Regions from separate parts of the Homo sapiens genome. Here region 1 is linked to region 2. A link is an interaction called in ENCODE POLR2A ChIA-PET data of the cell type or tissue named here. Cell type or tissue: PC-9. All regions are shown on one strand. Each heading gives the region's core, and the rest is flanking DNA. Links, peaks and the distances in the headings are about the cores only.

Evidence for each region. ChIA-PET counts read pairs that join two places held together with the same protein. Peaks named below come from ENCODE experiments on the same cell type or tissue, not always from the same donor. Only the 100,000 strongest peaks of a DNase experiment are listed, where the experiment ranks them.
Region 1: POLR2A ChIA-PET joins it to region 2 with 7 read pairs; 3 of 35 experiments call an interaction of 5 or more read pairs at or near these places.

The regions. Positions count from the first base shown.
Region 1 is chr7:77,546,406-77,551,910 of GRCh38, reverse strand. All of the region lies in intron 1 of PTPN12 (protein tyrosine phosphatase non-receptor type 12), which reads right to left. Among named protein-coding and RNA genes, the nearest start is that of PTPN12, 12 kb to the right of the region's middle. In PC-9, for the core only: no CTCF peak of the experiment used is centred there; no DNase peak of the experiment used is centred there; H3K27ac peaks cover 303 bases.
Region 2 is chr7:77,310,808-77,316,072 of GRCh38, reverse strand. It overlaps GSAP (gamma-secretase activating protein), which reads left to right. Exons shown (of 31, transcript NM_017439.4): 27 at 1,584-1,703; 28 at 2,524-2,585; 29 at 3,871-3,972; 30 at 4,133-4,232; 31 at 4,624-5,265. The coding sequence ends at 4,715. Among named protein-coding and RNA genes, the nearest start is that of CCDC146-AS1, 65 kb to the right of the region's middle. In PC-9, for the core only: no CTCF peak of the experiment used is centred there; no DNase peak of the experiment used is centred there.

The DNA.
Region 1 (5,505 bases), core at 248-5,247, 240 kb before region 2:
GTACCATGGAAAAAACTATGCATGGATTTCAATTTTGTTTTGCACCAAAATAAACTCATACTAACTTCTTATAACATGTCTGATGAACAGGATCTCATTTGAAGCACTAAGAAGTATAAGATATCAGTTTGAAAAGAGCCCCTATCAGAACAACATGAATTCTGCTAAAAAACTGAAGCAAGAACAAAACATCAAATTTATGGCAAAGCTTGGATGGAAGAATGGTGAAGCAAAGTTTATGGGGACAATGCCCCAAATATCAGCAGCTTACAAATGGATGCCTCTTTTTAAGAAAGGACAACGTGATGTTGAAGAAACCTGTAGCAGCAGACCATCCACATTGATTTTTGAGAAAAAAATTCATCTTGTCACTTGCCCTAACTGAAGAGAACCTGCAATTAACAGCATAAACAATAGCCAACACCACAGACATCTTAAGTTGCTCAGCTTACACAATTCTGACTGAAAAATTAAAGCTGAACAAATTGCCACTCAGTTGGTGCCAAAATGATTGCACCCAGATAGCTACAGACAAGAGCAGAGCTTTCAATGGAAATGTTAAACTGTCATGCCTGTAATCTCAGCACTTTGGGAGGCCAAGGCGGGTGGATTACCTGAGGTAAGGAGTCCAAGACCAGCCTGGACAACATGGCAAAACCTTGTCTATACTAAAAATACAAAAATTAGCTGGGTGTGGTGGCGCACACCTGTAATCCCAGCTACTTGGGAGGCTGAGGCTGGAGAATCGCTTGAACCCAGGAGGCGGAGACTGCAGTGAGCAGAGATCATGCCCCTGCACCCCAGCCTGGGTGACAGAGCGAGACTCCATCTCAAAAACAAAATGAAAAATAATAAATAAATAAATAAATAAACAAGTGGGATCAAGATCCTGAAGCATTTCTTAAAAGGACTGTAATAGGAGATGAAACATGGCTTTACCAGTATGATCCTGAAGACAAAGTCAATCAAAGCAATCTACCAAGAGGTGGCAGTGGTCCAGTCAAGGCAAAAGTGGACCAGTCAAGAGCAAAGCTCATGGCAACAGTTTCTGGGGATGCTCAAGGCATTATGCATGTTGATTTTTCTGGAGGGCCAAGGAAAGACAACATCTGCTTATTATGAGAGTGTTTCGAGAAAGTCAGCCAAATCTTTAGCAGAAAAACATCCAAGAAAGCGTCACCAGAGTCCTTTTCTACCCACAAAAATGCCTCTTGCTCATTCCTCTCATCAAACAAGGGCAATTTTGTGAGAGTTCAGATGGGAAGCCATTAGGCATCCACCTTACAGTCCTGATTTGGCTCCTTCTGCCTTCGTTTTGTTTCCTAATCTCAAAAAAATCTTTAAAGGGCATTCATTACTCTTCAGTTAATAATGTAAAAAAACTGCATTGAAATGGTTAAATTTCTAGGACCCTCAGTTCTTAGGGATAAACAAAATGGTTGGTGTATCATCACTTATAAAAGTAAACTGATGGAGTTTATGTTCAGAAATTAACTTTATATTTTAATTTTAGTCTATTTATAAATTTATTAATAAATAACATTTATTTACTTAATTCCATTTTTCCATGAGCTTTTTGAAGTCCCCTTGTATAATCTATTTACCGTATTAGATGAATTACAAACAACTAGGTGTAAATTACAGACATTTCTAAACTACAAAGTACCTTCCAGTCTATCTCTACTACCCACACGTTAACACACATTAATAAATCTTGGGCACAGACAACCAACTGACTGAGTAGGTAGAGAAAGGTGAGTAGGCAAATAGAATTTCAAAGGGAGGCACAAAGGCAGGCAGGCAGACACACAGGCACAAAGACAGGCACACTAATAGCCAGGCAAACACAATGAATATAGTAACACATAAATTTTAGATGATTCATGAACTAAAAGAACTATAGTTAGGATAATTTTAACAATGCAAAACCTATTGTGAAGAAAATATGTTAGTTTTTCAGATAGTGATATATTTCTGACATATGATCAGGGAGTAAATCATAGTGACTACTTTGATAAAAGTGATCCTTAGGGCCAGGCACAGTCGCTCACACCTATAATCCCAGCACTTGGGGAGCCAAGATGGAAGGATTGCTTTAGGCCAGGAGTCTGAGACCAGCTGGGCAACATAGTAAGACCTCGTCTCTACAAAAAAGGTAAAAAAATTAGTAGGACATGGTGGCAACATGCTTGTAGTCCTAGCTACTCAGGAGTGAGGTGAGAGGATCACTTGAGCCCAGGAGGTCAGGGCTGCAGTGAGCTATGATTACACCACTGCACTCCAGCCTGTGTGACAAAGCAGGACCCTATCTCTTAAAAAAAAAAAAAACAAACAAACAAAAACCCAAACTTTAAAACAGGATTTCCTTGCAAGAAGGTTCCATATTTTAATGTTGAAAAATTATAATTTAAATTTAGGTACCATAAATAAGCAGCTTATAGATAATCTTAATTTTAGTTTGCTACACAGAAACCTTAAAATTTTGCCTGATGTTTAATGTCTAACTGTAAATGTGAAATAATGCTCTGCCAGAGCCAACAAATTGTTCTCTCAAGTCACAAGGACTCTTTGTGCTTTTTCCATCTCTGAAAGAAGGTGGGTGGAGTTCATATGGAGCTGAAACCTTAAAATAGTAAATTTTTTTTCAATTTTGCTTCAAGGATTCTCTACTAGACACTCTTTGGACTGCCCGCCTAGTTATCAAGCCATCCCTTCCTTTCTCTAAAAAAAGTTCCTTCCTTCCATACACATATGAATAAGCTCACCACCTTATACAACACCCATCTCACTGGCAAGTTGGTTATTTTCTTCAGGAAATTGAAAACAAGATGTAGCAATTCTAGTCATTCTGAGCTCTTTCCATAATTTGAGATAAAAGTGAATGAGACAGGTTAGATTACCATAAGGGATGTCTTTATTCAGCACATGCAGGCCAAAACAGTGAAAGTCAAAATGCAGAGAGAGGTAATAGTAAAGCAGGTGTGCAGAGAAGCAAAGAGAAGTATCCAAGCAGCCCCAGAGACATGGAAACTTGAAAACCATAGAAAGACAAAGAGGCTGGCATGGAGAGAGGAGTCACCCAGGCTCTCTATTTCTTGGTTCTGATGCTTCAACCTGCTCAAGGGCAGTATTCCATTGCAATAAATTCTTTCTTCACTTAAGCTACTTTTTGGAAGTAGGCTGCAACCAAAAATCTATACTGACAGAAAACTTTTTTTGTAATTTTGAGGATATTTATGCTCTACTCTAGGGGGGTAGGAAGTGGGGCTTTATTGACTTTTTCCCTAAGACTGAAAATGTTGGCCTAAGCAGCATCATGTCATATAAAAAGCATCTGCTTTCCTAACTTGGGTCTAACCCAGTTCCACCACCTTTCTATGGCAAGACCTGTAACAAGCTCCTTAATTTCTAAACAGTTTTTATGTTCCTTCTAACACTAAAGAGTTTATGACGTCAGGAGTAAAACCAACATACACAATGGGGAAGAAGGTGTCTAGAGAAGTTATTCTTCATGGTTTTGTAGCATGTGACCTAGAACTCCCTTCCTTTCTCACGTTGGTTCTGGTCACAAATGCAGTCTCAAAACCTCTTCAGAGTCATCTTATGGAAAACTCAATTCGCTGAGGAATCCAAACTAAGCAAGAGACCCACCATTATAAATAAGCTGCCTTAGTCCTGAAGGCTTTTTAAATGTAATTTCTTTCTACAGGGCACTTTAAACATATCTGATAGATGCCAATGAGAAACACTAATCTAGTCATCTAAGAACTGTGTAAACAGAGAGAGTACTACTTTATATACCTGAGATAAAGTAAAATTACCAGATTTAAGAACATTTACCATGTGACAAGGACTCAATTTTTAAAAGGTCCTACTGTAAGATCAAACAACTATGCCATAATAATGGAACATCAAAACACTCCTCATCAAAACACTCAGGAACACAGGCCAATTTCATAATAGCATTTAAGCTGATATTCCTTTGGAAATCCTATTATTTGGGTACATAAGATTTTCTTATTTTATACACACTGACCCTGTTCTTCCCATCTAAAACCCACAGTTCTATCTCTGTTTATCTCCAAGTCTTTGAAAGTGTTGTTGCCTTTTACTCACCTAGTTCACCTGACAAACTCTTCCTTCAAAAACCAGCTCAAATGTAGCATCTTTGTGGAAACTGTCCATGATCTATTCAGACAGATTTAGGCTCTCCTGTCTCTCTGGCTTATATTCCGAATATACTTCCACTGGAGCAGTATGTCATCTCAAATTCCTTTGACTACCTTCTATATACTATGTTAGAAACTTTACATATATTATCTTGTTCTTTCCAGGTAGGTATTAGAGCCCCAACTTCTCTAGATAATCTGCTCAGAATCACAGCAGGGCCAGGATAGAAATTAATGACTGTATAGCTCCTAAACTCCTTATCTTTCCACTAGTCTAAGGGACCCAAACTCCTTGAGAAACTAAGAGCTATGAACTTTCTTCCCCCTAAAATGGGCTTACACACAAAAAATATTATATATAATTTAAAAGGGTTCAAAGATTCCCCTGAAGCCCACCCACTGCCCCCAGGAAAAGTCCCGCTGCTTCTCACAGGTCTGTTCAGTTAGTAAACTTCCTGAACAGAGTACTGCCATGTTTTCAACTGTCAATTCAAAAACACAGTACCTAGGGCATAGTGGGCACTCAGGTATCTCCATAAATACCTTCTGTATGAATGGATAAATGATAGAGACCATGGATGGATGACAGAGACCATGGATGGATGACAGAGACAAATCTTTGCATTCCTTCAGAGCCTATCAGGACAGTCACTCAAATGTTGTTAAAATAGCTTTTTAAATGCCGATTAGATATAAAAGTTATTACAGGAAATGTAGATATTAGCACACTTCCCAAAGCCTCTGAGATTATCATGGTCCACGATATGACTAGGCTTTGTGTCCCCACCAAATCTCATCTTGAATTATAATCCCTATGTAATTATAATCCCCCATGCTATTCTCCTGATAGTGAGTTCTCACAAGATCTGATGGTTTTACAAATGTTTGGTAGTTCCTCCCATGTTCATTCTCCTTCCTGCCACCTTGTGAAGAAGGTGCCTTGCTTCCCCTTCACCTTCCACCACAATCGTAAGTTTCCTGAGGCCTCCCCAGCCATGCTGAACTGTGAGTCAATTAAACCTCTTTCCTTTATAAATTACCCAGTCTCGGGCAGTTCTTCATAGCAGTGTGAAAATGGACTAATACAGTCCACACTCCACTTTCTCCAAAAAAAACTTTTAGGGAGCAACTACTGTTTGCTTCTTATATCTGCCATAGGCCAGCTACAGACCCTACAATACTGTACAAATGCAAACAAGATTTTTGTGTGATTTCAGAAGGAAGGAGATAATTGTCAAGGTTTGACTGCATGAATCTAAAGAAACTTAAATACTACAGGAAATATAAAATGCTGGAAGAGGAGTTCAACTCATATTTGGAAAAGACTAGTGGTTTA
Region 2 (5,265 bases), core at 266-5,265:
TTAAAAACTTTCATTACCTCCTCAAAGTCTCTCAAATTAATAAATCTCTATCATTCAGCATTCAACCTCTGTCACCTGCACTCATAAGCACAGAACTGGTCACATTTTTAAAAATGTCTATTTTTTGTAATTGATTGTCTGCCTCCCCCAGCAGACTGCAAGGTGTATGGGAGCAGCAGTTGTGCCTGTTTTGCTCATTTTTATACTCTTAGCCCCTTGCCAGGTGTGTGGAAGGGATGTGCTGAATAAATTAGCTTTTCCAACCTTACCTCTTAATCTTTCTCTCCTCTAATATGATTCCAACCCAGCTGGATCATTTACTATTTTCTGAATATGCCCTGTGCTTTCTCATCTTCGGACCTCTGTTCATGTTCTATTAACACAGCTGCCAGTTATTAACAGTGACATTATGGTTGAAAGCCTACCCTACAATCACACAGTTGATGCAAATTTCAACTTACACATTATTATTTCTGTGATCCTGGGCAAGTTGCCTAGCTCCTGTGAATCTTGGCTTTTGGTTTTTCCATTTATGAAATGGGAATCTAGTAATTCCCACCCCATACTTTTGTATGAGGATCAGATGAGCCAGGACACAGGTTGAAAGCCTTGGTACATGTCCAGTATGGGTCGCTATTGTTATATTGCATGCTAGGCTCTTCACAGACCTGGCTCTAGTTCTCAAAGCAGCCCTGTGGGAAAGGTACTGGTGGTTCCAATTTAGAGATGAAGAAATGGAGGCTCAGAAAGGCTTAGTTGCCTGCAGCTGGTGAGTAATACAGCTGGATTCTGGCCTAGGGCTGCTCATGCCAAACCTGGCTTTTTCTACTGTCCGCACTCATTTCCACTGATAGGAATTGCATCTGTCCTTTGAAGCTCCCCGCAAATGCCATCACTTCCAAGAGAGCTGTTTTGATTCTCTCCTGGTCTGATACCTTCTCCCATGCATGATGTTTTTATCTGTTGTCAGTAGTAGTATACTTAGAGATCTGGGTTTCTGTGGGTAGCTCTACCCGTGAGACAGGCTTGAGAATGCCTGCCTCTCAATTGAATTCCTATAAATTTACTATCTGGCCATATTGTCTTAATTCTTTCTTTTCTATACTTTAGTCCAAGTAGACTCTAAAAGCCTTTCTCTAGGGCATACCCAGAGATAAGCCATATAAACTATTGCCTTCTGGTCCAAATTTGTTTCCCTTCAGCAAAATGGTCCTCATCCCAACAACCTTTTAGTCTGGACATACGAAATCTGAAATGCTTCTGTACTCTTTTGCTATCTTACTGTAGAATCACAAACATATCAAACCGTAAAACCATTGAGCAGGCCCTTGCTCTGTTTCTGTGCAGGAAGAGACCCAAGGAGCAAGGAATGTATACTTACCGGAAACTTACTATAGACCCAGCGTGATATTTAGTTACGAATAATACAGAGAAGGAAACTTGGACCTTGTTTTCAAGAAATTCAGTTGGTTCCAGGCACCAAGCACTGAACTAAGTGCTTTATTAACATGATCTAATCCATTCCCCGGGGGCTGCTGGAGATGTTGGCTGACTGTGTTTACCCTCCAGATCTCTCATCCTAGGTTTTCATACTCTGCACACCATCCTCGGGGTCCAGTGTCTCCCTTTGCATAACCTGCTGCATTGCATTGACAGTGGAGTGTTGCTTCTCACTGAAACAGCTGTCATAAGGCTCATGAAAGGTAAGAAGCCCTGAGTTTGCCAGAGTGCTAGTTCCAGCCTGAGCACCACCAAGGCTAGCTTCTTGGGTGTGCAACCTGTGCAGTCACCAAGAGCCTGGCTGCACTCAGAAGAGTGCCCTGCTCAGTTTAATGCTGCATTACATCTTGAAATTCTTAGTAGTATTTGAACGAGGGCTTGCTCGTGTTCATTTTGTGCTGAGCCCCACAAATTATACAGCTGGTCCTGTGAGCACAATCCATTCCCTGTAATCATCTTTTGGGCCAATTTAAGGTTTCTGAGCCCTTCACGAGGTCCTAAGGGACTTTTCAATCCACATACAACTATTAGATTCCTTTTCTGTGCAAGAGGGCACTTGAGGCTAGGAACCTCTGCAGGCTTGTTTCTCAAGAAAATGTCACGAAATGGCTTATTTTCAGCTGATTAACTCTGTCATCTCAAAGTTAGACTAGAAATGCAAGGAAAATTATTGAGAGGGGCAATTAAATGAATTTGAACTTTAAATTCTGTAGTATAATCACTCAAATTATTCAATTGTATTTTAAGATGATTTTTGTTTATATGAAAGCATTTGTCATTCCTCAAGGTACCTTCTGTTTTAAGTTAGTCAATAAAATTGCTTTGTACCTGGCAGCCTGTTATAGAAAAATCCCTTTTTATTCAGAGAGTCAGAGTAAAATTTCCAAAATGCTGTTAGATTAGCTTGAGAATACACAGTTGGGATATGTCCTATCAAGATGAACCACTCAAGTATTAATATTAACTTGCTAAAGTATCAAAATGGGTATTTGTTTCATTTGCTAATCTCTAACTTTCTTGTAGATCTGGATAATACAGAGAAAAATGAAAAACTGAAATTCAGTATCATTGTGCGGCTTCCTCCGGTAATACTGAGTTACATTTTATTTTCTCCCTAAGCTTTGGCATTACCCTCCTTCAATTTCTTCTTGCAAAAAGAGCATTTACTTGCTTTGGGTTAAAGTCAATTGAATTGTTTCACTTTTCAACACTTCCAAGAAATCCCACCCGTCCCCAGCCCTCTGTTAGCTGTTTCCCACTTGGCCTACAAAGCACTTGCTCTCTGGCTCTGCACTGCCTTGGCACAGTCCAGTGAGAACATTAAGCCATTTTTGCCTCTTAGGAAACCACACTAATATTTACATCTGAGTCTGAGAGGGAGGGAGAAGGGGAAACGTGCTTTTGGCATTTAAACAGATTTAACTTGGATACATTGGAATACAGGTGAGGACAGAAGGTTCTAGACCTGTATTTCCCCTTACTGCATTTCTACCATGGTAGGAAGACATTCCTAGGTCAAAGGAAGAATGAGAAACATGAGGGAATATCAACACTTAGAGTGAGAGATACTATGAAAATATGACATGGTAGGAAGACATTCCTAGGTCAAAAGAAGAATGAGAAACACAAGGGAATATCAACACTTAGAGTCAGAGATACTATGAAAATATGAAATTCCACAGCAAGGTCTTCCGAGCCTCTAACTCTGCAAACTTCCTGACCTGGAGAGCCTTAGCCAGCTCCATCTGCTGTGTACATGCCTTGCACACTTGCACCTCTGGCACTGTCCTCTCACGAACGGCTGTCTGTTACCTTTCTGGACCTAATCGCCCTGCTCTGTAGTGGCCCTTGCCCCTCACTCACAGGCTTACTGAAGCAAAGGCAAGAATAGAAAACAAAGCATATTTTCCATAGCTAGATCTCTCTGGGAAACATTGCTGAATATTTAATTTGGTCTCCAAATTTGTTTATTTCCCCAGTACTCTTAGGGAATTAAAATTTTCTAGGCAAGACAATGGCAGAGAAGTTGATATAAACATGCGTACCCCCCTTAGTTTCCGGTCAAAACATCAGAGTTGGCATGCCCATCTCTGGTTTTGAAGAGCAGCAGATAAACTCCATTTCAGTAAAAGGGTTTGGCAACATCAGTGTATAAACCACTTTCCTCAATGTAGCGTTTGAGAGAGTATTTACTCCCTCATAGAAACTTCATAGGAACATGGCATTTCTCCAAGGGTCCTTAATCATCAAGGGCCTGGAGACTAACCAGCTACTTTGGAATAATACTTTTAAAATTATGAATAGATATAAGGTGTGTTTACTTAATATAGTGTGTGGTATTCGCTACATTTTTTTCAATTTGCATAATAGCTTATTGGGCAGAAGATTTGTAGACTTTGGGATCATCCTATGAGTTCTAACATCATTTCGCGGAACCACGTGACGCGACTGCTTCAGAACTATAAGAAACAGGTGAGTTTCTCTGAAAGCACAGCCAACTAAATGTTTTTAGGATCCTGTTTGCCCGTGACAACATATCTGTATGGACAGCAATTACAGTTCTTATCACTTTATTTTAAAATTGTGCTTATTGTGGAGAATCAGCTTACACCAGAAGTGGTTTCCCTTTTAGCCTCGGAATTCTATGATTAACAAGTCATCGTTCAGTGTAGAATTTCTGCCTCTGAACTACTTCATTGAAATTCTGACAGATATAGAGTCCTCCAATCAAGGTAATTTACTCCCCTGTTCTCAGGGTCTTACCACTTTTCCCTTGACACATCAGTCCTTCCCTATTCACTTCTTTGTCTTCTTTCCAAAATCCTTTTAACATACAAGTAGACCCTTATAGCAATTGGTTTACATTAGCAGTACCAAATTTACTACCTAGAGTAAATTACCAAATAATCACCTCTGAAGTTTTAAAAGAGTCAAGAGGTTTAAAGCCCATTTGGTTGATGCAAATGTTCTTGGTGCTGAAGTTTAAATTTAAGAACACATTCTTAAAAAATTCATTTTACTAAAATACAATTATGATTTTAATGAGCTGTGAGCACAAAGTTATAAATGTTTCACGGACCCATGGTAACCCTTTTTCCCTGCCCTCTCCCCATTTTTTTCCAGCCCTGTATCCTTTTGAAGGACATGACAATGTGGATGCAGAATTTGTAGAGGAAGCAGCTCTGAAACACACCGCGATGCTTTTAGGCTTATGAAAAAGAAAACGCAATTGGATCTGCTGCTGCCATTTTAATCTTGCTCATTAACCTTACTCCTTTGAGAATTCTTTAACAATATTTAAAATTGGTAACAAAAATAGTTTAGCCATAATTGTTTAGCCATGTGAGTTTCAGGTTGGTACACGTTCAGACAGAACTGCTGTATCACATTCCAATTTTGAATAGCCAGTGAGCAATCAAGTGTAGAGAAATGATAAATGGCCTAAGAAGGCATACAGTGGCATAAACGATGCTCTTCCTAGTAGCTTAATAGGCCACAAGCTAGTTTCTGTTGCACTCTGAAATAAAATATGCTTTAAAAATGTAGGGAACAGTGCTTAGAAAAGCAAAAACTAGGTGTGTCATTGAAATAATAGGCATAAAAATTAAATGTTACATAAGAACACTATTTGGAAAGAGGGTCCTTTTAAAAACTGAATTTGTACTAAATCAGATTTGCCATGTCCAGTACAGAATAATTTGTACTTAGTATTTGCAGCAGGGTTTGTCTTTGTGAATTCAGATGAAACATATTTATTTTTTTTTA